3 separate regions of the Mus musculus genome follow, and all the other regions are linked to region 1. A link is a loop called in an ENCODE intact Hi-C map of the cell type or tissue named here. Cell type or tissue: left cerebral cortex. All regions are shown on one strand. Region 1 has its middle 47 kb from the start of Gm23186. Region 2 has its middle 150 kb from the start of Gm34259. Region 3 has its middle 95 kb from the start of Gm34259.

Evidence for each region. Hi-C counts contacts between places; a loop is a spot of excess contacts. Peaks named below come from ENCODE experiments on the same cell type or tissue, not always from the same donor. Only the 100,000 strongest peaks of a DNase experiment are listed, where the experiment ranks them.
Region 2: a loop joins it to region 1, with 8 times the contacts of the local background. A loop is called at or near these places in 2 of 42 quality-filtered maps.
Region 3: it touches region 1 in a loop (2.3-fold over the local background); 2 of 42 quality-filtered maps call a loop at or near these places.

Annotation. Positions count from the first base shown.
Region 1 is chr17:4,721,386-4,729,385 of GRCm38, reverse strand. No RefSeq gene overlaps it. Among named protein-coding and RNA genes, the nearest start is that of Gm23186, 47 kb to the right of the region's middle. In left cerebral cortex, no CTCF peak of the experiment used is centred here; DNase peaks (open chromatin) are centred at 873, 2,275, 2,851 and 4,085; H3K27ac peaks cover 1,023 bases.
Region 2 is chr17:4,459,631-4,467,630 of GRCm38, reverse strand. No RefSeq gene overlaps it. Among named protein-coding and RNA genes, the nearest start is that of Gm34259, 150 kb to the left of the region's middle. In left cerebral cortex, no CTCF peak of the experiment used is centred here; DNase peaks (open chromatin) are centred at 1,686, 2,147, 2,744 and 3,177; H3K27ac peaks cover 859 bases.
Region 3 is chr17:4,513,168-4,521,167 of GRCm38, reverse strand. No RefSeq gene overlaps it. Among named protein-coding and RNA genes, the nearest start is that of Gm34259, 95 kb to the left of the region's middle. In left cerebral cortex, a CTCF peak has its summit at 4,173; DNase peaks (open chromatin) are centred at 4,158, 4,806 and 5,263; H3K27ac peaks cover 1,566 bases.

The DNA of each region.
Region 1 (8,000 bases):
AATGAGTAGATACAATTTCTACAAAGCAATAAATTCATCTCTAGATTTATCCTTTGCTATGGTTGGACTCCCAAATGTCCCTTACAGGCTCATGTTTGAATAATCCTTCTGCTCTTGTGAGGCAGTTTTAGGAGGCTGTGGAACCTGTGGGAGGTGGGTGAGCCTATTAGGCGGGGGCGGGGGCGGGGGCGGGGGCGGGGGCGGGGGCGGGGGCGGGGGCGGAGGCGGAGGCGGAGGCGGAGGCGGAGGCAGTTCACTTGGGGAGGTTTGAAAGGTTTTTCCCCTCTCTGGTTCCCGCTGTAGTCTCTGCTAGTTGATCTGCCATGGTGTGAGCAGCCTCTGCCACATTCTGCTGTCCTCGTGGGTGAGAGGATCGCCATACCTTTTCCTTTTCCTCCATGATGAGTTGAAACTCCCTGAAACCAGGAGCCAAAATAAAGCTGTGTTGTTTGTCAAGTTTCATTCCAGCAATATCACAATGTTAAAGTAATGACTCCACCTCCCTCTGTGGAAAGGCTTCTTTTTAAAATTTGGGACAAAAACTACCTAACTTATTTTTTCTTTTTTTCTGACTCTAAGAGGCTAGGATTCGTCCTTAGCCCTTCTTGGAAAAACAAAGCCAGGTGCTTTTGGGCTGCCCACGTGCATGTAGCCAACCTGTGTACATTGGGCAAGCACTTCTCATTCTCTTTTCTTAAAGAATTATTATAAAGTTCAAATGAGAAGGAAACAGATGCGTGGAAGCAGAAAGGTTTGTCTCACAGGATTTCATTTTGACAATTTCCAACGTTGATTTCCCAGACAGCTGCAGCCCTCCGCGGCTCCGCCTGCTCCTGCCTCACACCTCTGATGATTCGTCCCCTGGAAAGTTTTGTTCAGCCTCTCATACCCTTGGCTTTGAAGCCATCTATCAAAACTCTCTGCCAGGAACTGCATTAAGATGTTGGCAGCAGGTGGCTGCTTCTCCCCAACTCCCCTGTTCCAACCGACAGGAACACTGGGGAGGGGTGGAGAGATAGCCTGTGCTTCTCATTTAGCCAACAAAACGTGGGTTATGACGCTCCCTCCCTGGGAACTTTCCATAAGATGAGGGCGGCTGACCTTGTACAGCACCAGGGACTCCTTTCTGTTACAAACAAACAGACAAACAAGCAAGCAAACTCTGGCGTTAAATATCCATCCTGCAGAGGCCACATCATGTTGCCCTGGAAGTTCGTGCATTTGCCACTTCCAGCAAGGGCTGTAAGAGCAGGACCACGCCTTCTGTACGCAGGAAAGGATGAAGGCAGTTTGTAATCCTATAAAACACTTTGAGGCTTTCAAAAGGTGTTATATACATCAATAAATAATAATAATTTTCACTCTTTCTTCTTTGTAATACTCCCTCAGAAGGTTGAAAATAAAATTTCTTTCATTATTGATTTTATCCTTCTATATTTGACAAACATTGATTTTTTTCTTCCCCTTTCTTAATGGAGCAGAAGCTGACATAGTTGTATTTCATTTACTTCGCCCTCCAACCCCAGTGCCATCCCATTAGCAGGAGGACTCCAGGCACCTGCAAAGCTGCCCACAGTGGTTGTTTAACTGTAGGGCGCTGGGTCTTAACAAGAATCGGCTCTACACAGCAAGCACATATTAGCTTCCTGCTTTGTCACTGCCAGTCTGAAGACTTCAGGAAGGAAGTTAGCTCAGATATGGGGTTTAGTGTGTGTCTAACACATACATACCCTGTGACTAACACATGCAGACCCCATGGCTAACACATGGAAGACTACATGACTAACACATGCAGACAACATGACCAACACACGCAGACCCCACATGCAGACCCACATCTAATACTCACAGACCCTATGACTAATACATGGAAACCCCATATTTAAGACATGCAGACCCCGTATCTAACATATGCAGACCACACGACCAACACATTCAGACCCCACATGTAATATATACAGATCTTGTCTGACACTATTACCTAACACACCCAGATCTCATGACTAACACATGCAGACCCCACGTCTAACACACACGAACCCAATGTCTGACACACACAGGATCCATTTCCAACACTGCAGAGCTAGTGTTGTCATTTTCATATCATCCCATCCTTTAACAGTTCTCTCTAGTCAGCACAGTTAGGGTTAGAAAACTCACCAAGCAAACATCTGCTGGGGAGACAGACACAGTGCACCTTGGGTAAAGCATGCACAGCTCATGGAAGCAGTGGCCCTGGGGCCCTGAACTTTGCCTTTCCTGTTTTCAGCACAAGGATTTGAATCTTAGACACTTTGCACAATTTTCTCTCGAGGATGCCTTTGAAGCAAGCCACATGTTGTTTGTGCAGCATGCTCTTTACCTGCATGTGGTCTGTCTTATCTCCATGGCCACCATGTCTGAAAAAGTTTGAGGTGACTGTTACAAAGGAGTAAAACTTTTCAGGTTTTGACTACGTGGACAAAAGGTGAGAGTTGAAGTAATTATCCCAATAATGAAGGTTAAAAAGGCTTCCTCCTGAAAACCCAGGTAATTGTAACTAATGTCTATTTTGGCTTGAGTCAGCAAGATAATAGCGTCGACTCTGCCCTTCCCTTTGCACACCCAGCCTTCCCTGGCTTAAATTTATGTCGTTTGCATGTTGGAGCCTCAGTAAATCTCCGCTGTGCATTAACAACAGCCGAGCCAGGCAGCTGGTTTGCCAACTGAGAGGAGAGAGCAAACATGGATCAGCTGTGTCTGGTCTTTTCCTTTTAAGCCATTTTAGCCCACGCACTCAGTGAGTGCGGGGATGCATTTCTGCAGAATTCCTGGAACTCACGGGTTTTTAGAGGCGTTTAACTTACATATCCACGCTCATGGAGACAGTTGGGGAGGGTGGATGTAAAAAGGCAAAAATTGCTGTGCTCTCTAAACAGAGAGTGGGTCTGAGGGTGCGTCATTCCCTTGTGCTAAATATACATCTCCTCTGCCAGAGACGCGGGTAAGAACGCTGCCTAAGTAGGTCAGGCTGAGCCTGGACTTTTCCGATGGCTTGAGAGCTACATCATGAAATATCTCCTTCAAAGCCCAGATTCAGTGTGTGTGTTTGTTATGTCTGTATGCTTGTGTGTGTATGAGTTCATAAGTCTGTGTTTGTATGGCTGTGTGTGTATATGTGCATGTCTCTGTGTGTTTATGTGTGTATGTGTTTGTATGTATGTCTGTGTGCATGACTTTGTGTGTGTTTGTGTGTGTATGTGTATGTCTGTGTGCTTTTGTGTGTGTGTCTGTTTGAATGTCTGTATGTCTGTGTGTTTGTATGTGTCTCTGTGTGTGTCTGTGTATATATGGGTGTTTTGTGTATGTATGTGTGTTGTGTCTATGTGTCTGTCTCTGTGTGTATGTTTTTTGTTTTTGTCTAGGTGTTTGTGTGTATGCATTTGTGTGTGCATGTGTGTGTGTGTCTATTTGTTTCTCTCTCTCTCTCTCTCTCTATATATATATATATATATGTATATATGTATCTATGTACCCATGTGTATGAATGAATGCATGTGTGTCTGTATGTATTTGTGTCTGTTCGTCCATATGTGCATATGTGCATATATGTACATGTATGTTTCCATGTGTGTGTATGCTTGTGTTTTGTTCTTAGGAAGTTTTCCATCACACTCATGGTTCCCGTGTTTTCATGTTTTCAGGCTCTGAATTTCTGTCCATCTATCTGTCCGTCTCCTAATGTGGCAGGGAGAAGAGATAACTGAGAGGTAGTCACAGTGTAGGGAGGCTGAGAAAGGACAAGGACATTGTAGAGGACAGATGGGGAGCTCAGGAGGCTCCCAGGCCCACAGCACCATCTAGGTCTGCCTTTTGGCTACAGGAAGTTAAAAGAGGAGAACTACAGAGAAGCCCCTCTGGGCTCTGCCTCGGATGAAAGTCCTGCACAGATAGAGGTTAGCTGAGTTCTCCTTCCTCCCACTCTTGCCAGGGCTGTTCTGAATTCAGGATTCTGGCAGATTTAAACCTTTCTCATCAACAGTTCTAATGTGTGATCTACCTGTTACTTCCCCAAATGATGTCTCTCTGACTCCTTTTTTTTTTTTTTTTTTTTGAGGGAGGGAAGTTTCTCACCAGCTTGTCATTCACTTCACCCCACCCACCCAGACACCCACCACTCAACCAGCCTGGTGAAAAGAGATTAAAAAAAAAGATCTGGATTCTATACAGATTTGAGAAAATGCTCCAAGCTTTTTTCTATGGTGTGATTTATGGAATGTCACATAACTCTGTAGTATTCTCATCAAAAAGCCTCAGGCTTCAGGTGAGGCGGGTCATCAATGAGTGCTGTTATTGTAGAACGCTAGAGAGCTCCCGAATGAGAGGCTGTGCATTTTCCTGTGCTTGCATTGGCTGCCATTGCTGGTGTTCTGGTGGTACCATTAGGACCCCTAAGAAAGAGCGGTGTGACTATTGCGATGAAACCATGCTCGGTCCTGAAGTGTGTTTCTCTTCTACTGCATGCTAACTTCAGCCATTGCTTACTGACTACTGGTACTTGCTGGTACAGCATTCAGTGTATCACGACGAGGCATCTACTCTCTCTTATAGCATTGCAGGGCTCCCCAGCACTAAGTCCAGGGATCTCAGTTGTGAGATCCTGGGGAGGAGAAGGCTCCTGAAGAAGGAGTTAGCACGATTGTGTGAGGCTCAGTTCAGGCACAACTGACTCCTGCTTAGAGCCAGAGGACATAGGCTATAATCCCAGCCATAGCCTCTCTGGCCATGGACAGCGGCTTCAATCTCTTTGGTCCATCCATTTCTTTACCTATATTTTATAAAGATGGAGTTGGTAGGTGGATTTGGAGATAATTGGTACTTCTATCCCCCCTGCCTTATATCCCACACTTGAAATGCCTTAGTTATTTTAGTTCCAGAATCATTTGAGGCTTACAAACCAGGACCAGGTTCAAGGGTAGGCTTTAAGTGATAAACTAAGACTCTTAACTATGTACCTAACTTTTGTACTTGTGGACTGCTGTCTTCTGAGCATAGCATGGCCACTGTTATCTTTACAAGGGCAGCAGTGACTTGGCTTGACCCACACATGACTTGGCTCATCTGATCAGGCCTATCTGCACTCTGTCATAGAAAAAAGGGTGGAGGAAGCCGTTACACCCTGACCTGGGGTTACATGTCTTCTCTCTGTTAGGCCCCCTGCTGCCTTGCTTCTGCCCTAGTCCTGGGTGGTGGTGGCTGTGATGACTAGAGTGTAGAGAGGATAGGAGATTAACTGACAGGCAGAGGCGTTTATGAAGCTTTGGGACATGGTCACCCATACTAGCCTGAGACTTTTACGAAATTCTGCTGCCTGTGATGTCATCTGTATTCAGGTACGTGACCTCCCATCTTGCTTCTGTGATGAAGCCATGCAAACCGACTGATTGGACTTCGTTGGACTTTGGTGTGTCCTCGGCACCTTGTCTGGGGTGAATAGACATAGTCAACATTGACTCTCATGTCCTCTCACAAAAAGTTAACTTGATAGTGACTTCTCTTGGGAAAGTCCCCCTAGAGTACAATGGCCTCTTCAAAGGAATGCTAATGCTGGAGAAAGTCAAGGTCCACCTCTCTGGTCTCAATTTCCTGTATTCTACTGAGAATCCAGTGGTAGAAAATGAATGGCCCACACAAGCCAACTGATCCCAGAGGGAAGAGCCCAGAATAAGCTTGCTGGCACAGGCCCATTTACTCACCCAGCAGTTATCCCCTGTGGCCTGGCTCTGGAGATAAATGGAAACTTCTAGAATGACTTAGTTTCCTGAAAGCATGACTGGGTATCCATGAAAAGAGATCAAGACAGCACCTATTGGAACCTATACACTTGGGACCAAAATGACACTTCATTTTGTCCCACAGGTGGGTTGTTGTCCCCTGCAGAGGACTAGAGATTGCTTCCCCTAACCACCAGCTGAGCACATTTCCCACAGATGTAATGAGTGCAAATTTAAGATTTTGAATTTTGATATTTATGATATGTATTTTCTCATTACTATCTGCTTGGGTTTGTTTAAGCTCAGGTAGGGAGAATGAAAAGAGGGAGCGAGGAGAGAGCAATGTGAATAAACTTGTGCCTCAGTCACTAAGTATAAGGGCATGGGAGATGAGGCAGGGGGATGCCTGCCCTCTGTCTTTCAGAGGGTGGGTGTGGTCAGTTCTTTCCTCAGCATTCATCTCTGGCCGATGCAATTCAGTTACTAGGGGTGAAGTGTGCATATCATTACTGGATCATGTGGTAGCAGGCGATTTTGTGACATTCTGCTCATGACTTGGATGGCCCCCCTCGGAGGGACCTCTATTCAGCAGAAGCTTCCATGAACATGCGCAGAAGGAAGTGTGCTGTCTGAGCGCCACTTACTTTTGTTTATCTTTGATTTTCTCTCTTTTCCTCCCTCCTTCCTTTCCTCCTCCCTTCCCCCTTTCTCCCTTCTCCCCTCGTTTTCATCCCTCCCTTTGTCCCTTCCCCCTCCTTCCTTTCCTCCCTCTTTCTCTCCCCTTCCTCGGTTCCTCCTTCCCTCCCTCCTTCCCTACCCCCTTTGACCCATGCCCTCCCTTCTCCCTCCCTGTTTTCCTCCCTTCTTCTCTCCCTCCTTTCTTCCCTCTCTCCCTCTTCCTCCCGCCCCCCTCTCTTTTTCCCCTCTTTTCTCTCTCCCTCCTTTCCTCTTAATATTTATGAATGTGGACAAAACATCAAGGAGCTTATTACTATGTTTTTTTAAATTTTTTTTTTTTGTGCTTGTCCTAAGGCCACATTATATATTCCACCACTTAAGTAATTCCAGCTCTGAATTCTGGTCCCTGTCAACTGAATAGTGAGCCTTGAACTAACACTGAAAGATGGTAGAAGATAGCAGGTGGGAAGGGGAAATCTCGACATCATTGTTGTAATCCCACCATACTAGGTGTCTCTCTTTCACAAAGCTTTGCTGGGCCTCTCCCACCCCAGGGCATGCAGAAGGTGGGAATAGGTAGCCCATGCTCCTAGCTGTTTATATTCTCCTGTCTGAACTCTGGTTTTGAGATGAGCCATTGAAGCCCATAATTTATAGAATTGGAAGACACATGGAAGCTGTTGGGCATTGAAGCTGTGACCAGCTTTTGGTACAATGGTAACTAGAGAGCCACATGACAGCTGCAGCCACAAGGCACAACATTTAAGTCATTTCCAGATATAAGGAGGAAACAGATCCATAGGAGGATCAGCAGAGATGGGAATCCTCATAACTTTCAACTTCATGAAATACTCTGGCTAGATCCCTAGAGAGTCCTCTCTCCTAATAAATCACACTTTAATTAAGCTCACTTGAAAAGCTCTTGAGTCTACCAAACAGTCTTACTCAGACATTGTGTGACCCTAGTCCAACCACCATGCTTCTCTGGACTCAGTTTCATCTTGTGTAAAATGAGTCCATTAACCTCCTGAGTCCCTTTAGATTTCAGGAATCTGCACTTTTAATTATCAGTGGTGGTCATCTATGAAGCCCTATAAGCCAGACACACTTGACAATTCTGCTCTTCTTTTGGTCCTGTCTACAGAGGCCGAGTCTGATGGCATGGTTAGTGAGAAGAACCATCTACTGCCAATCAAGGTTGTGTCTAAATAGATCTGTGGGGAGAGGCACTTCTGACAAATGGCTATGTGTAGGCTGGATGAAAGACCTCCACAGGTCTATCCTGTCCTGCATCTCCAGTAGGCTCTGCTAATATAAGAGAGAGCTGTTGGCAGACCTGAAGCATTCTCCCTCTAAACCAGTGCCATGGAGTAAGTACAGCCTTGTTGATTGTATATCAATTTGATGGACTAACTATGGAACAGTAATTAAGCCAAAGAGAACATTCAGAAGTACTTATTGCTACTTGCTGTCTGCTCAATCCCCAGAGTCCTAAATAAATAGAACCATGAGTTTAATTAATACCTGCAGGTCTGATTATCCATTTACACCAGGCCATAGTAGATCAGA
Region 2 (8,000 bases), 260 kb after region 1:
ATAATTTACTGAGATCTACATAAATTAGATGGTTGAAAGAGTTGGTTTTTTTTTAATATGTTCAGCTTTGTGGTGCACAGCCTAATGGATTTCCAAATTGGGAAAGATGCAGAGCAGAGTCATTATCCTACAGTTTAGTCCGTGAATATCAGAGTAGTGGCAGCACGTGATCTATAGGCTTTAGAACGTGCTCCTGCAGATCAGCTTTTGTGTGGACTTCTGATTCCACGTTTTTAATGGTAAGAATGACGTTTTCTGGGGCTGGAGAGAAGACTCAGTAGTTAGAGACCATTGGTAACTAATCATAAACACAAAAGTTCAGATACAAGCAAATGCTTCAAGACCACCCATGTTGGCAGCTCACAAATGCTTATAACTACGGCCTCAATGTATCTGATACTCTCTTCTGGTATCTGGAAGCTGCCACCACTACACACACACACACACACACACCCACACACACACACACACACACACACACACGCGCATGGAACCATGCACACACTTAAAAATCTTAAAAAGCAGTGATGGTTTATGGTTTTTCTTCAGCATGTGGGAAGAAATGAAAAGTACGAAGTACTCCATTCTCTGTACAAATTGAGAAGCAAAAAGCCTGGCTGGGTATCCAGCTTGGAGTTAGACAGTTGTATGTCTCTCTGACCTCTGTCTGACAAGTATACAAAGCCTCCTCAGTCTATAAAATGGGACTCTCCCCAAAGGAGTCTGTGTGGGAGACTCATGTAAGGTACATAGGCGATATGTTAACCGGTCTTGCAGAATGCCCACCCCTACTACACAGGAGCATGGAGTATCACTGGTTATTTTTGTCTCATTTCCTGCACTATCCAAGCTTGTTTCCAGAATGTAATACACATCTTTTGTTTGTCTCCTTAACTCAGAATGTGGGAACTTTTATCCTTTCTGTATGACTGTCTCCCAAGATTTGCTGGTGCTGTTGAAAACAGGATGGACCTCAAAAGTGTTTTCAGCTACGTTATCAGACAAAGATGAACAAGTGAAGAGTGCAGTTTGGATGCCACAGAGTACAAAGATTGCAACATGGTGTCACAACCTTTTCAAAGACAGTCGTGTGCCTGTGAAATGCATTCCCCGGCCATTTTCTTATTCAAAATAAACTTTCAGGCTCCAACAGAGGTCTATAGTTGGTGTTTACCTTGAAGAGACTTTTAATTCTTTGGGATAGCTTTGAGAGTATCCCAGGACTACACCATACCCACGTCTTTCAATCATTAACATCCTTTACACAAGAATTCCTGTGCTCCTCATGTTGATTTCGCCTACACTGATCATTGGTTTGCCATGAATGCATCCAATCTATAGTGACTGATGAGCAGAGGCATCTTTACCATAAAACACACCGGACCTTAATGAAAATGTCTGGTGGCTTTTGTGGGACTCAGGCTTGAGCAGATGTGTAGAGCTAAGGTGACAGTCAAGGTCTAGATATTATTTTTAGCCTTGAATAGTCTTGTAGTCTGGCCTTCCTCCCATTAGCTTCCTGAGTGGGCTGGTATAAACCCATTTTTTATATCTCCCTTGTTCCCGTTTTCTTGTCAGCAGTATTCAACTAGCAGTTAAAATTTCAGAGAAAAGTGTAGGTAGAACCCAGTTGGTACGAGGTTGGAACGTTCCGAGCCTCTGGCTTCCTGTGTGTGCCTTTTTTCTTCTCTCTATGCACATCTTGGCTTTCTAGTGATTCAAACTCCGTCTAAATGTTGCTACTTACCCACCTGTCAAGCGTGGTGTGAGAATAAGAATATCTGAGCCATATTTTTGCTCCTTAGAAGAAAGGTGCTATATAAATACAAAGTGTGATTTCATTAAATGTTCTTGGATGATAACAGCATATGTTAAACTCAATTTCCTTGACCAATTTTATAAATAAATTTTGGTGTTACAATATGGTTGTTTTTATGGTGAGTATGTGTGTATCCTACACTCTGGGCTGTATTTTCTGTCTGGGTGATGCAACATATCAACGTTTAAGAAAAACAAAAGCTTTGTCCTAGACAAATCATGCAATTATTGCTCAAAGTTATTTGCCTTTTTGTACTTACAATAAATGTGAGTGAATTTTCTGCTGAATATAAAGGAGAGAAAAATGCACATCCATAAAGTATATTGTGAGAATGTAGCGTGAGGGTGGAGATGTGGCTCAGTCTAGCCTGCATGAAGTAGCCCAGCATTAAGCAAATGAGGTGTGATACCACACAGCGATGATCCCAGCACTTGGGAGGTAGAGGCAGGAGGCTCAGGAGTTTAAGGCTAGTCTTAGCTACATAGTGAGTTTGATATCAACCCCGGGTGCAGTGGAGCTCATCTATAGAAAAATAGGCTAGTTTGGCTGAATGATCTGCTTTTCTGGTAAATCCGTATAAGTGGCTTGCAGCATGCATGACAAACACATCAATTACAGGGTTGAACATAAACTGCTGCGCTTTTGTGGTCAGGGATGATATTGATTATGTCCCACGGAGCAGCATCAGAACCCCGGCTTAGTCTAAGGAAAAGGTATTACTTCCAGCCTTAGACCACCAAGGCAAGACTCTCCCAAAGAGGTGGAAAGGTATGTTTTACCCCATGGTAAGACACAAGATCACAGGAGTGATAAAATCACAGAAGCCCTGCAGAGTCACAGCCCGGTGCCAGCACGGAAGGCTAATCAGTCTGAAATGCAGAGGACACTTTCTTGGGAGATGTAAGCAAGCATCCATAGCAGCCTCTTGTTCATTTCTCATTTCCTTTGGCAAGTCCATTTCCTCCTTCACAGGCAAGCATCCCTCCAGCTGTGCCTGCCAGGAAATCACCTTCAGTCTTACATTTTTTTTTAACATGTGAAATGATTTTAGATCCCTGTTACCAAGCACAGGGTGTTTCCATAATGGTTCTTCTGATGCTATTACTGTTGTACAGTGTACTTATCAAAACTAAGAGGTTAGCGGTGCTGTAACACTGCCAGTTCCACCATTGGCCTCATTTACATGGTTTAGTTTTTCCATTAACTTTTTTTTCTTCTTCTTTTCCAGGATCCCATTATGCATTTGGCCATCATGCCAATCCAGCTTCTTCCAGTCTCTGACAGTTTCTTTTTCTTTGTCTTTCTTGGCTAACAACGTTTTGAGGAATCCTGTACAATGTCTCTTCATCTGAATTTATCTGATTTTTTTTTAAACCAAAAATATGCTGTGCTAGCTCTCTGTTGTTATGGTAACATGTCTGAGAAAAATCAACTTAAAAGAGGAGAGATTCAGTCTGGCTCCTGGTTTCAGGGTTTTAGCCTCATTTTGTTGCTTTTGGGCCTGTGCTGAGGAAGCACATCAAGGTGGGGAATATGGAGGGAGGCAACACTGCTCACTTTGCTTACTTTGTTGGGGACAAGAAGGAAGGTGGAGGGGGAGGGAGAGGGAAACAGAGATGAAGGTTGACAGACAGAGACAGACAGACAAGTCAGGGACAAAGAGAGACAGAGTCACAGAGATAAGGAGAGAGACAGAGTAAAAGAGACAGAGAAACAGTCACATAGAGACACAGAGACACAGAAAGATAGAGATACAGAGAGAGAAAGAAAAACAGATATAAAGTCAGAAAGACAGAGAGACAGAGAGACAGAGGCAGACAGAGGCAGAAGAGAGAAACAGAGAAGAAAAGAGAAGAGGAACAAGGAGGAGGAGGAGGAATAAAGAAAGGAAAGAACGAGAAGGTAGGCTCAATGGAATGGAGTTGGGTTGGGTCTCCAATAACTGACCTCACCCTACCTACTAAAGCTTTCACCACCTCTCAGCAGCTCCAGCAGGTGAAGACCTAACCATCATCAAGCACCTGGGACCTATTTAATACCCAGACTAAACCACAAGCTGAGGTTATAGGTGTTGGGGCAGGGTAGCACAGAAACACCATATTCCTGTCATTGAACATGTCAGTGTGCACAATTGATCAGATGACATTAACCTTGGTCACTGACTTTAAGTGAGATCCGCTAGTTTTCTCCCTGGGAAAGTCAAGGTATTAACTCTTTCCACTCATCTAGTTGGTACAAACAGGGCACTAAGTTCAACCACAGGGGAGGAGTAACAGGATTTTGTGGTCATGTTCTGAATACTAGTTAGTGAATTTGCAGAAGGGTATGAATATGAGATACAAATAAAATAGCTAGTGCTTATTATGGTTTGATGTATGGTCTTATGGCTTAGAATACCACAGCATGTTCAATAAAAACCATACTTGACAACTTGAATGTAAGCCTTTGCTTGGATGGTGGTTGATAGACTTTCTTGATGCTGCACAAAGGTAGCATTCACAAGGAAGGCAACTGATGGTCTTTGGCAAGCTGTGCTGCCAAGCAGTCATGTATGGAGGCACAGTGAAGTCTCTCAGCTTCCCCTGGGCTGGGCAACCTGACTCCACTTACATGGAGGAATAGGTGTATCCTGCTTCTTTTGAAAACTTCCCATTTGTTGCACTTGTCAATGAGTGTTGCTTGCAGCAATGGATATTCTATTCTAATCATAAGTGATTTTTCTTAATTCCCGATTCCCTTTACATTAATTTTACTTTTTAAACTCTTGAAGATAAAGGAGTACATTTATTTGCTTATTTAAACTAATTACATAACTTGTATTGGCTTTCAGAGAATTAAGTTTCATTATGGGATTTTCCAAATAAAACTTTTTTTTTTTGTCATTTGCCTACAGTGCTTCTTTTTCACCTCTTCTTTTTTCTAAATTAATTCTTTGAGAATTTCATACAGTGAGTTTAGATCACCTACATCCCTCTTTCCTCAACTCCTCCCAGATCCATTGCCACTTCCCTACCCAGCCAACCTTGTGTCCTGGTTTTCTTTTTTAACCCATATATGTATTGCTCAGTATTCTTAGATGTGTGGTCTTCCACTGGAGCATACTTGACCTGTTAGGAGCTATAGTCTTAAAGAAAACTGACTCCCTCTTTCCCAGAAGTTAATAGTTGCCAATAGCTCCTGCTGTAGGGGTGGGGCATTGTGTCCACCTCCTCTCTATCTGTTGTGATTTGATCTGGCTTAAGCTTGCAAAGGTCTTATGTATGCTGCTGCAAGTCCTGTATGTTCATATGCTCGGCTGTCCTGCCTTGGCTGGGAGACACGATTTCTTTGTAGTCACACATAGCCACTGGCTCTTATAGTCAGTCTTATTGCCTCATCGACAACCAAGACTCTTGAGCCTTGGTAGGAGGTACATGATATAGACGTCTCATTTAGTGCCTAACATTCCAGTCTCATATTCTCTGTACCTTGGTCAGACTTGGTAGTTTTCTATGTTAATCACTATCTATGCAAATAGACACTTCTCTAGACACTTCTCATACAAGGATTTGAAAATGCAAATAGAGGTTGGGGCAGAGGTGGAGTGGAAAGGCATGCACCCAGGACACACGGTCTTCAAGCAGATCTCTGGTGGCTCCTCTTGTGTTTATCAATCAGACAGTTTGTGCTTATCAATCAATTATGTAAGAAAGGTTGATCCCTTCTCTTTTGTTTGTTTATTCACTTGCTCCCTTGCCTATTTATATCTGTATGGGTCTATTGGTATTGATTGTATTCATTGGGTAAGCCATTCAATTTCATTGTGATTTATTGTTGTGATGGATTGATTGTACCCTCCAGCACTCATGTTAAATTTTAATCGCCATTGTGATGATGTTAACAAGTGGAACCTTAAAGAGTTGGCTGAGTCCTGGGGAGCTCTGCTCTCATGAATGGATTAATGCCATCATAGTGGGAGAGGTTAGTTACCAGGAGACAGATATGATTGTAAAAGTGACTTGGCCTGATTTCTTCTCTCCTTTGTGCTCATTTGTCCTTCTGCCATATTCTAGTCTAGCATGACGGCTCTTGCTAGATGCTGGCACCATGCCCCCAGACCTCTCAGCCTCCTGAACTATTAGCCAAATAAATATCATTGGTTTGTAAATTACCCTGTGCGTAGTCCTCTTGCTACTGCAGCCCAAAATGCTAAGCTATTATGTTGCTCAAATCATGTTAGCTCTGGCCATTGAGAGCTTTTCAGATTAGTTCATGGGCCCTTTGGACATTGCCCTCCTCTTAAAAGAACGATGTGTTTCTAGGTACATCTTTGCCTTGAAAATATATTCTAAGATATCTTGTATTCTCTCTTTTTTTTTTTTTCTGTTCTTAAAGTTATGTCAGACTTGCTTTGAGGTGATTACCAGCTTTATGGACATGATGAAAGGCAGCCAGAGAGAACTGCTGAAGTGTTCTGATTTCCTGACACAATGAACCTATGAGACTCAATGGTAGTTTTAAGCCATGACATTTTGGGATAATTTCTTATACAACCATAGCTCACTGATGTATTTTTATCAAATACCACAAAAAGGGATTTGGTATTGGAGGTGAAAATCGAACAGATCCCAGAAGGACATCCAGCAGAGAATGACAATTTGAAGATCCACCCAGGGCTTAAAAGAGAGTGAAGATCTGACAGTGAAACAAGGTATGTGGGGATGGGTTTGTCAAGGTTGTTACCTATATTAATGTTGAAGCAAAAATATATGCTTTGTGAACCCCATGGTCTTCTTGAAGGATATTTCAGATAGACATTGATAGTGCTTCCTGGATGCTTTTATGAGTTTATACTAAAACATGAGAAGAAACTGATACAACCAAGGAAAAATTTAATCAGAAAAGGAAGCAGGACTTGATGATTTAGGAAATCCCTTGCCTCTCTGGGTGAAAGATGATGCTTCAAATTAAGGAATGATGCCCTGGCAAAGACCTGACTGAGCATTACTGGGAAAACATTCTCTGGAGAAGCCATGACCTTGCACCCCAACAGCAAGAGCTTAGCAAACATCTGCCCTTGTATCTGCCTTCTGATCTTAAAGATGAATCCAATTCTTTACTCACCAATTGAATCCAGAAGCTTTGCTGCAAAGTAGTCTGGGCAATGATGGTTCTGGTTAGACACCTTTGTGCTTTTAGCATTGTGGTAATAATTTGTTACTATGTAGGAGGTTGTAAGGGAACATGTGGTAGAAGGCAGTCTCTTTCATATTCAGAAGGATGGAGTACAAGAAATCTTGGTGGAAAATGTAAATGAGCTAAATACCTAATAAAAAATGGAAAGAAAAAAAAAAAGGAATCTTGGTGGATTAGCAAGAGGTAAAACAGAACGCATACATCAGAACCCACCTCCTGCATACTATGTGGCCTGTGTGAGCAGAAGAATCCAAAGAGAGAGCTGCTTGGAAGAGCACAAGGGCCTATGTCCTCAGGGGGAGCACAGGGCTCTGTCCTCAGCGGGGAGCATTTGTCTTTTCTTTCCTTTCCCATGGAGAACTGCCAAGCCAATCGCCAAGTTCTTTGAGAACAGCTTACCAAATCTAGAGCTTCTGAAGATTTGCCTAGGCTATGCAGGCTGAGAGAAGGAAAGATTTGCCTAGGCTATGCAGGCTGAGAGAAGGAAAGATTTGCCTAGGCTATCCAGGCTGAGAGAAGGAAAGAACTTTTCCTATGGACCCTGAAGGCAGAGAGAAGGCAGACTGCCATGTTTCCCGACTGAAAGAGACATAAGTCCGGACTCATATAGAGAACGCATTGTGTGACAGAGGAGGAGAAGTCATAGAGAGCATATCTTATCATCTTATCTAGGTCAGTGAAGTTATGTCCTGAGCCTGTCTGCTTAGAGAGTTGGGAGAGACCTTTTGATCACTACCCAGATGAGATGGCAGAGCACACAAGCTAGACCTTGGCATTGGGGTGGAGGCCAACCAGAATTTGGGAAGAGGGTAACTAAGTTATTATGTCTGGGTTAGAGGTTCCGGTCAGGATTTGCATGGATTCTAGGCTTAGATCAACATTTCGAGTCCTTCCACTAGCAGGAGAAGATAGCCAACTGCCATGAGGATTAGGTGCCCACAGCTCCAAGAGAAATAAAACGAGTATAGAGTCTGTTTTTCATCTTCTGACCTTCTCAGAAGCAGAT
Region 3 (8,000 bases), 210 kb after region 1:
GCTCCAGACATTATTACTCACTGTTTCATCCTGTGCCACCCTCTTCTGACTTCCTTTCCAGGGTGGAAAACTGTAGTTTGTCTCCACTGACAACTTCCTATGTTGTGTTTGCTACATTTAGATAGTTTGAAAATAGGATATGCCTTTATCACATAAAATGTTAATATAATATAAGACATCTTTGCATTATAGGAATACTTAATAAAAATGTCTAGTATGAAACAAGACAGAAACATCTCAAATCTTAACTGGAAGTATAGGGACCTCAGCTAGTGGTAGGTATATAACACTCATATGCTGGGGGGGGGCGGGGGGGCAGTGTTCCTGTGCTGTCTGGGGATGTGGGTTACACTGTAAACAGATATCTACATCATCAGAGCACAAAGAGAAGTATATTTAGGATGATAGAAATATATGTGTGTATATAAATATACACACATAGTAAGTGCATGCACGTGAGCGTGCGCACACACACACACACACACACATATATGCATATATATATTACATGTATATAAACTTTCATGCTTGGGATTTTTAAAATTTTCTATCTCCCACCCCTCTGCAAAGAATTCTGTTGGGAAAGGCAATGCAGGGTCTAATTACCAAGGACTGAAGATCCTCTTTCACAGGAACACTTAGAGGGGTTTCTTGTGGAGGCAATATTTCTACATGCTCAGAAAGCTGATATTGGTAAAATATCCTATAATGCACATAACAGAAATGTTATATTTCCACTTCCAAAGAAGCACAGTGAGTCAGTAACTTGGACATGATCATGCTAAGCTCCATTGTCCCTACTTCCTCTCTGGCATCTCTGATTTGCCTCTTAGTTTTTTACTTCCCATGTATTAAATACTGCTGGCCACATGACTGCCCATGGCTCTATAGGTATCCATGTGAGGTTGCATGGGATCGGGTACTTCTTCTTTTTGCTTGATGAAGTGTCTAGAAAAACTTCCAGCCTTTCAAAATTTGGAACTTCTCATCTTTCATTTGTCTCATAGGTCTGAGTGGAGAGTCGACTGTCTTCCCACGAGGGGGCTTTGTAAAGCTGACCTACCGTTCGTTACCTTAGAGGGAGGAACCAAAACAGTAAAGCTGACCTACCGTTACCTTAGAGGGAGGAACCAAAACAGTGCGGTACTGAAGTTAGGGAGATGGTGCAGTCAGGAAGCAAGCTCGAGGGCCCGAGCTCAGACTCCAGCACCCACAGAGAAACTGGACAGCTCAGTATGTATCTATAACTTTAGGGTTCAGGGCACGAAGACGGGTGATTGCTAGAATTTATTGGCTAGCAGGCATACCTGAAGCAGTGAGCTCTAGGGTCAGTGAAAGATCACCGAGTCGTCAAATAAATAGATAGAGAGTTATTCAAGGATCTATTCAGTGTCAACCTTCGGCCTACACACATATGTACACACAAACATGTACATGTACCACATAATGCACACACAATCACAGACATATATATATATATAAACGAAATAATGCATATATATACACACATATGAACATCTACATATATTATGACATACAAACACCTACACATAAACATATATGCATAACACATTTCTCTCTCTCGTGGCATACACACACACATGCACACGTACACACATGTACACGTACACATACACACATGTAGAACACTAGCATCACCAGCTTCTATTCAGCTTGGTATCCAGGGTCTGCCTTGCTCTGTCATATTCCAGGACTCCTTGGTTCTGAGGAGGCCCAACTGGGAAAACATAAATAAGTTTATGAAGCACTGTAGTGTTGGCCATCAGTTAAACTTCTCTCTGCAGGCCTCCATATAGAGCTAAGAACAACTTGCCCAGGCTATACATATGGAGAGAGGACGGGAGGGTAGGGAGAGGACATATGTAGGGAGAGGAATGTATTTCATCCCTCCCATGAGTCTCCTCTTCTGCTTGACAAAGACTGATAAATTCAGACATTCTAGGTAAAGAAACACTTTTTAAAGCCCAGTGACATAACGACTGCAGCTGGTTTGCTTTGTCCTATACACTAAGTGTGAGATTGTTGAAGGACGTCTCTCTGGATTTCTATCTCTGCCTCACCCCAATAATGAATTCACAATTTACAAAGCATTATGGTTGCTGGCATGCCCGGCTTCTGTACCCTGTCCTTCTGTCAGTTGTGAGGGCTTGATTAGTGATAGAAGGCTGAGATTTCCCACTTAGCTGTACAGCAGCTACTTGTGGCCAGCTGAATTATCCAGACTTGCCAAACCACAGAGTGTAGCGCTTATCAACAGCAGATAAATAGAATACATAGAATTAAACAGGGCCAACCTATGCACACAAGACCCCTGTGTGCACCCACCCACCTCTGCAGGTTTATGGTTGAAAAAGATCAGAATGGCACTGTCCTCCGCTCGCTATGCCTCTATACTTTTTCTTTTCACACATCAAATATATTTTCTGTGCAGAGATACTGACATGGTAGAAATGTTTGTTCTGATAGAATGTCCATATTAGTTCAGTAGATGACTTTCACTATCTATGATGTAAGCGATGGGGACAAGTAGAAAGGAGAACTGGTCAGGGAAGACTGTGTGTGTGTGTGTGTGTGTGTGTGTGTGTGATATTAAGAAATGTCACTTTTTATGTTAAGCTTCTCATTCTGTGATATACCAGTCTGAAACTCTGGATAATGATGATGATGGTGGTGGTAGTGATGATGTTGATGATGGTGACTGCAAATTTTCCCCATTTGTCTCAGAACCCTCAACCAGTAAAGGGGCTGGGATCCAACCCTGCCCTTGATTACCATCCTATTATCCAGCCATTCTTCTCCTCATGTCTCAACTTCTCTGGGCTTTGACCTGTTTTGTCATGGGCACAGGATGGAGCAGGTGTCCCCTAGATATGCCAAGGTCTAGGCAGAAGATCCATGGCACAAGGCAGAGGATCCATGGCACATATCTCATCCCAGCCCAAGACTTGCCTCTCCTTCATTCTGAAGGATCCTGCAGGGCATCTGATTTTTTTTTTTAACCAAAAATGAAAGTTTCACCCTCAAAGAATATGTTCCTCCTGAGGGAAAAAGGGAAAGAGAGGAAGGGGAAGGGGAGAGAAAGAGGGAGGGGGAAAGAATTGGAGAAGGAAGGAGAGGGGAAGGGGAGAGAGAATGGAAGTTGGAAAGGGAGGGGGAGGGGGAGGGGAAAGAGAGACTGACTTTGCAGGCTTCGAAGATGCACACTACAGATTATTCTACAAATGTCGACCACCAACCACGCATTACCCTCAGGCTGATGGTAATGCAAGTTCTGTAATATTGAGGACAGCATCCTCAGGAGAGTCTGGAAGAAAGAACAATCTAGTCAACTACTCTGTGTGTGTGTGTGTGTGTGTGTGTGTGTGTGTGTGTGTGTGTGTGTATAATGATGTAAATGAACACTTGTATTGGGCATTGGACATTCCATTTCGGCCTCATTATCCATTGCTCAATGTCAACGATTAGCTCATTTACTCGGCACATGAGGAGGCCACGCCTGTCCCACCATGGGCCTGCATTCTGGGCTAGGGGCACAGAAAATATGAACTTGACCATAGAAGCCTTGCAGCCTCAAGGCTTTAGATAGCATTAGAATTCATTTCTTCATACCTGCCCATTATTTCAATTTAAAAATATTTTCACTGAAGAAGATTATAACTCTGAAAAAACGGAGGGGAAGCCATTCAGTGAGGTATCTGTGATGTAGCTAAAAACCATGTAAGCCTCTGTATTTGGTAATTTGCAAATGATAAATTACTTATGTAAGCTTATTAAAGCAAATGGTTAATTTTGATATCATATGCCTGTTTTGCACACAACTGAAGTCTCTATAAGCACTCGGGTCATTTGTGGAAGTTGTTTTAGTATGTTTAGCATGTTTGTGCTATGGGGACCGGGGTAATATCTTCTCTGATTCCTGTGTTTTACTGAGGGGAAATGAAGCAGGGAGAACAGGCTGGGTCACCCCTACCTCTGCTTCAGCCAGAGAGGTGTAATTGAGATCAGCTCAGGCCAAATGACCTCAACACTGGCTTCAGCTATAAAGGGAAATTGCAGAGGAAAACTAGGTCTTGGAAGAGGCAAGGCTGTCTCTGGAGAATTGGTGGAGCGCACAGCCTCACTCTCTAGGAAGGCATGCCAAGAGAGAGAAGCCTGTTAAAGAGCTGTTGCTTGGGAGATGGCATGCTGGTGACTTCCAGCAAGGCAAGGCAGACAACTCTGATACCTTCAAAAACAAGAGACCCGTGGGCAGTGCTCAAATTTCACTGTAATGATAGCTAGTGAATATCGGGAGGGATTTTCACTACTGCAGAATTAGCTCTAAAAATATTTTAGAGAGAAAGACAGAATTAGTTACAATGCATTTATAAAAAGCCAGTTATCCATTTCATCAATTCTAAGCCCAAATTGATTCTAAATGCCCTTTTTATATAGCACCAAGAAAGCAGTCATTGCCCATTGAACTATGATTCGATGCTTTTTCTGTCACCCGGAGTGTATTTTCTGCTTGTTTAAAGGACTCTTGGAACTTAGATACAGCTTTCTCTCGTTTGCTGTTCTGCCTGCAAAACATTTAAAGGAAACAAAGGAGCTGTGCTTGGTGAAGGCGCTCTCCACTTCTCAGTACCGACAGCCAGTTCTTGTGTCTCCATTCTTATTGGTTGTCCACCATGGTGTTGTGTGTATTTGTGCTTTTAAAGACACAAAACATGGTTGTTTCTTAGAATCAATCCCCAAGTAACATAAAGCTCAAGGAACCCAGACCTTTCCCAGGCTGGAGCTGCAGAATGTACTGAGCACCCCGCCCACCGCTGCCTCCTGGCATCTGCTTCCCACAGCCATGTGAGTCTGAGTTCTTACAATGCTGCATCTCTGTTTCTGCAGGAGTCTTTCTTTTTCTAGTTGCTCATACTGCTCATTCCTGGAAGAGACCCTACCCTGATCGTCATGACTGACAGAGACGTTCAGAAGGCAGCAACTCCGACCCATCCTGATTTGGGATTTCAGATTTATTAAAAGACACTGAAAATAACCTATGTCCTTGGGATGGATGGCAACATGTCTCAGGCAGACTTTCGGCCTCTACTGTTCTCTGCCCTTTGGTTATTCGACTTTTTTAATTGCAAACAAACTAAGTCAGCTGCTTTGCTCTGGTACCCTAAGTAAGTGTGTTTGCAGTTGTGTATAGCCGGTGTTGTCTGCACAGTGTCCCTTGTGCTGTCCTCTCAGGGGCCTGGTGATCTCTGAGCTGTTAGTGGTGCTCCTTGCACAAGGAATTCTGCAGTGACAGAAGCCTGGCAGATGCTATGTAGTATATTCTGTCTTGGAGAATATAATATCAGTATCAGTGAATGTATTCAACCCTCTGAAAAGTCCTACAGTGAAGAATGGGCTGCAGATATGTACTCACTGTTTCTTAACTCACCTGACAGTACTCAACTTTCACCCCTATTCTACACTCATGCATCCATGGTGTGTGAGAGTGTGTGTGTATGTGTTATATGTGTGTATGTCTGTGTGTGTGTCATATGTGTCTGTGTGTTGTCTGTGTGTCTGTGTGTATGTTTTATGTGTGTATCTGTGTGTGTTGTCTGTGTTTATGTATATGTGTGTTGTATGTGTGTGTGTCTGTGTGTTTCTGTCTGTGTGTGTATTGTCTCTGTGTGTTTGTTGTATGTGTGTGTCTTTGTGTGTGTCTCTGTGTGTATCTGTGTATGTTGTAGGTTTGTGTCTGTGTGTATGTTCATATGTATGTTGTATGTGTGTGTGTATCTCTGTGTGTTTGTTGTATGTGTATGTCTTTGTGTATCTGTGTGTGTCATAGATGTGTGTGTATCTATGTGTGTGTTGTCTGTGTGCTTCTGTCTATGTGTGTCAGTGTGTGTTGTCTATGTATATGTGTATGTGTATGTCTCTGTGTTTGTTTTATGTGTGCGTCTTTGTGTATGTCTGTGTATATGAATCTGTGTGTGTTGTGTGTGTGTTATATGTGTGTGTGTGTCTGTCTCTCTTTGTGTTTTGTGTGTCTGTATCTCTGTGTATGTGTTTTCTAGCATATTCTGGTGCTTGGTACTGGAATCTAAGCCTCTATTACTGGTATTTTCCAGCTAGCCCAGCCTCCTAGTTGAGCTCTGAGTTAATGAGAGCCTTTATCTCATAAAGCAAGGTAGATAACTTCTATGAAACAATACTAAACAGAGAACTCTCAACTGAGGAAACTCGAATGGCCAAAATGCACCTAAAGAACTGTTCAACATCCTTAGTCATCAGGGAAATGCAAATCAAAACAACCCTGAGATTTTGCCTCACTCATACCAGTCAGAATGACTAAGATCAAAAACTCAGGTGACAGCAGATGCTGTCGAGGATGGGGAGAAAGAACAATCCTACATTGTTGGTGGGATTGCAAGCTTGTACAATCACTCTGGCAGTTCCTCAGAAAATTGGACATAGTACTACCTGAGGACCCAGCTTTACCACTCCTGGGCATATACCCAGAAGATTTTCTAACATGTAATAAGGACACTTGCTCCACTATGTTCATTGCAGTCAAATGTATAATAGCCAGAAGCTGGAAAGAACCCAGATGTCCCTCAACAGAGGAATGGATACAGAAAATGTGGTACATTTACACAATGGAGTACTACTCAACTATTAAAAACAGTGACTTCACAAAATTTGCAGGCAAATGGATGGATCTAGAAAATACTATCCTGAGTGATAATATTTTCAGTTCTTTTGTGAAGTCAGTCACAAAAGAACACACATGGTATGTATTCACTGATAAGTGGACATTAGGCAAAGAATGTGGAATACTCATGATAAAACTCATGGACCACATGAAGCACAAGAGGAAGGAAGACCAAAGAGTGGATGCTTCAGTCCTACTTAGAAGGGGAAGCAATATAATCAAGGGAAGTAGAGGGTGGGAAGGATTTGGGAGGAAGAGAAGAGGGGGAAGGGATAAAGAGGGGCAGAATTAGGTATGGGAGGAGATGGAGGAGCTATACAGAGGGCCAGGAAATTGACCAGAGGTATTTAGCAGTGGGGGATTGGGAACTGGAGCAGCCATCAGAAAGCCCCAGATGCCAGGAAAGCTAGAGCCTCCCAGGATCCAATGGGAATTAGCTGAAATATCCCACAAAGGGGAGGGAAAGCCTGTCAAGACCATATCCAGAGGTTAGACATGGCCCCCTGGTTGAGGGATGGGGCCACCTACGCATCTTCAAATTTTTAACTCAGAGTTGCTCCTGTCTAAAGGAAATACAGGGACAAAGAGTGGAACAGATACTGAAGGAAAGGACATCCAGAGACTGCCCCATCTGGAGATCCAACCCTCATGCAGATAACAAACCCAGACACTATTGCTGATTCCAAAAAGTGCTTACTGACAGGAGCCTGGTACAGCTGTCTCCAAAGAGGTTTTTACAGTACCTGACCAATATAGAGGCGGATACTCGTAGCCAACCATTGGACTGAGCATATTTATTTATTTTGTGGTTGCACATGTACTTTTCTAGGTACGTATATGGATACAGGTGTCCGTGTATGTGTGTGCATATGTATTTGAGGACTGTTTGTGCTTCTCAGGAAGCTGTCTGTCTTGTTTTGTTGAGACAAGGTCTCTTATTGGGCCCAGAGCTTTCTTTTTCTTTTCTTTTTCCAATTTTTTATTAGGTATTTTCTTCATTTACATTTCAAATGCTATCCCAAAAGTCCCTCACCCTGCTCCCCTACCCACCCACTCCCACTTCTAAGCCCTGGCATTCCCCTGTACTGGGGCATATAAAGTTTGCAAGAACAACAAGGGGCCTCTCTTCCCAATGATGGCCAACTAGGCCATCTTCTGCTACATATGCAGCTAGAGACACGAGCTCTGGGGGTACTGGTTAGTTCATATTGTTGTTCCACCTATAGGGTTGCCTACCCTTTCAGCTCCTTGGGTGCTTTCTCTAGCTTCTCCATTGGGAGCCCTGTGT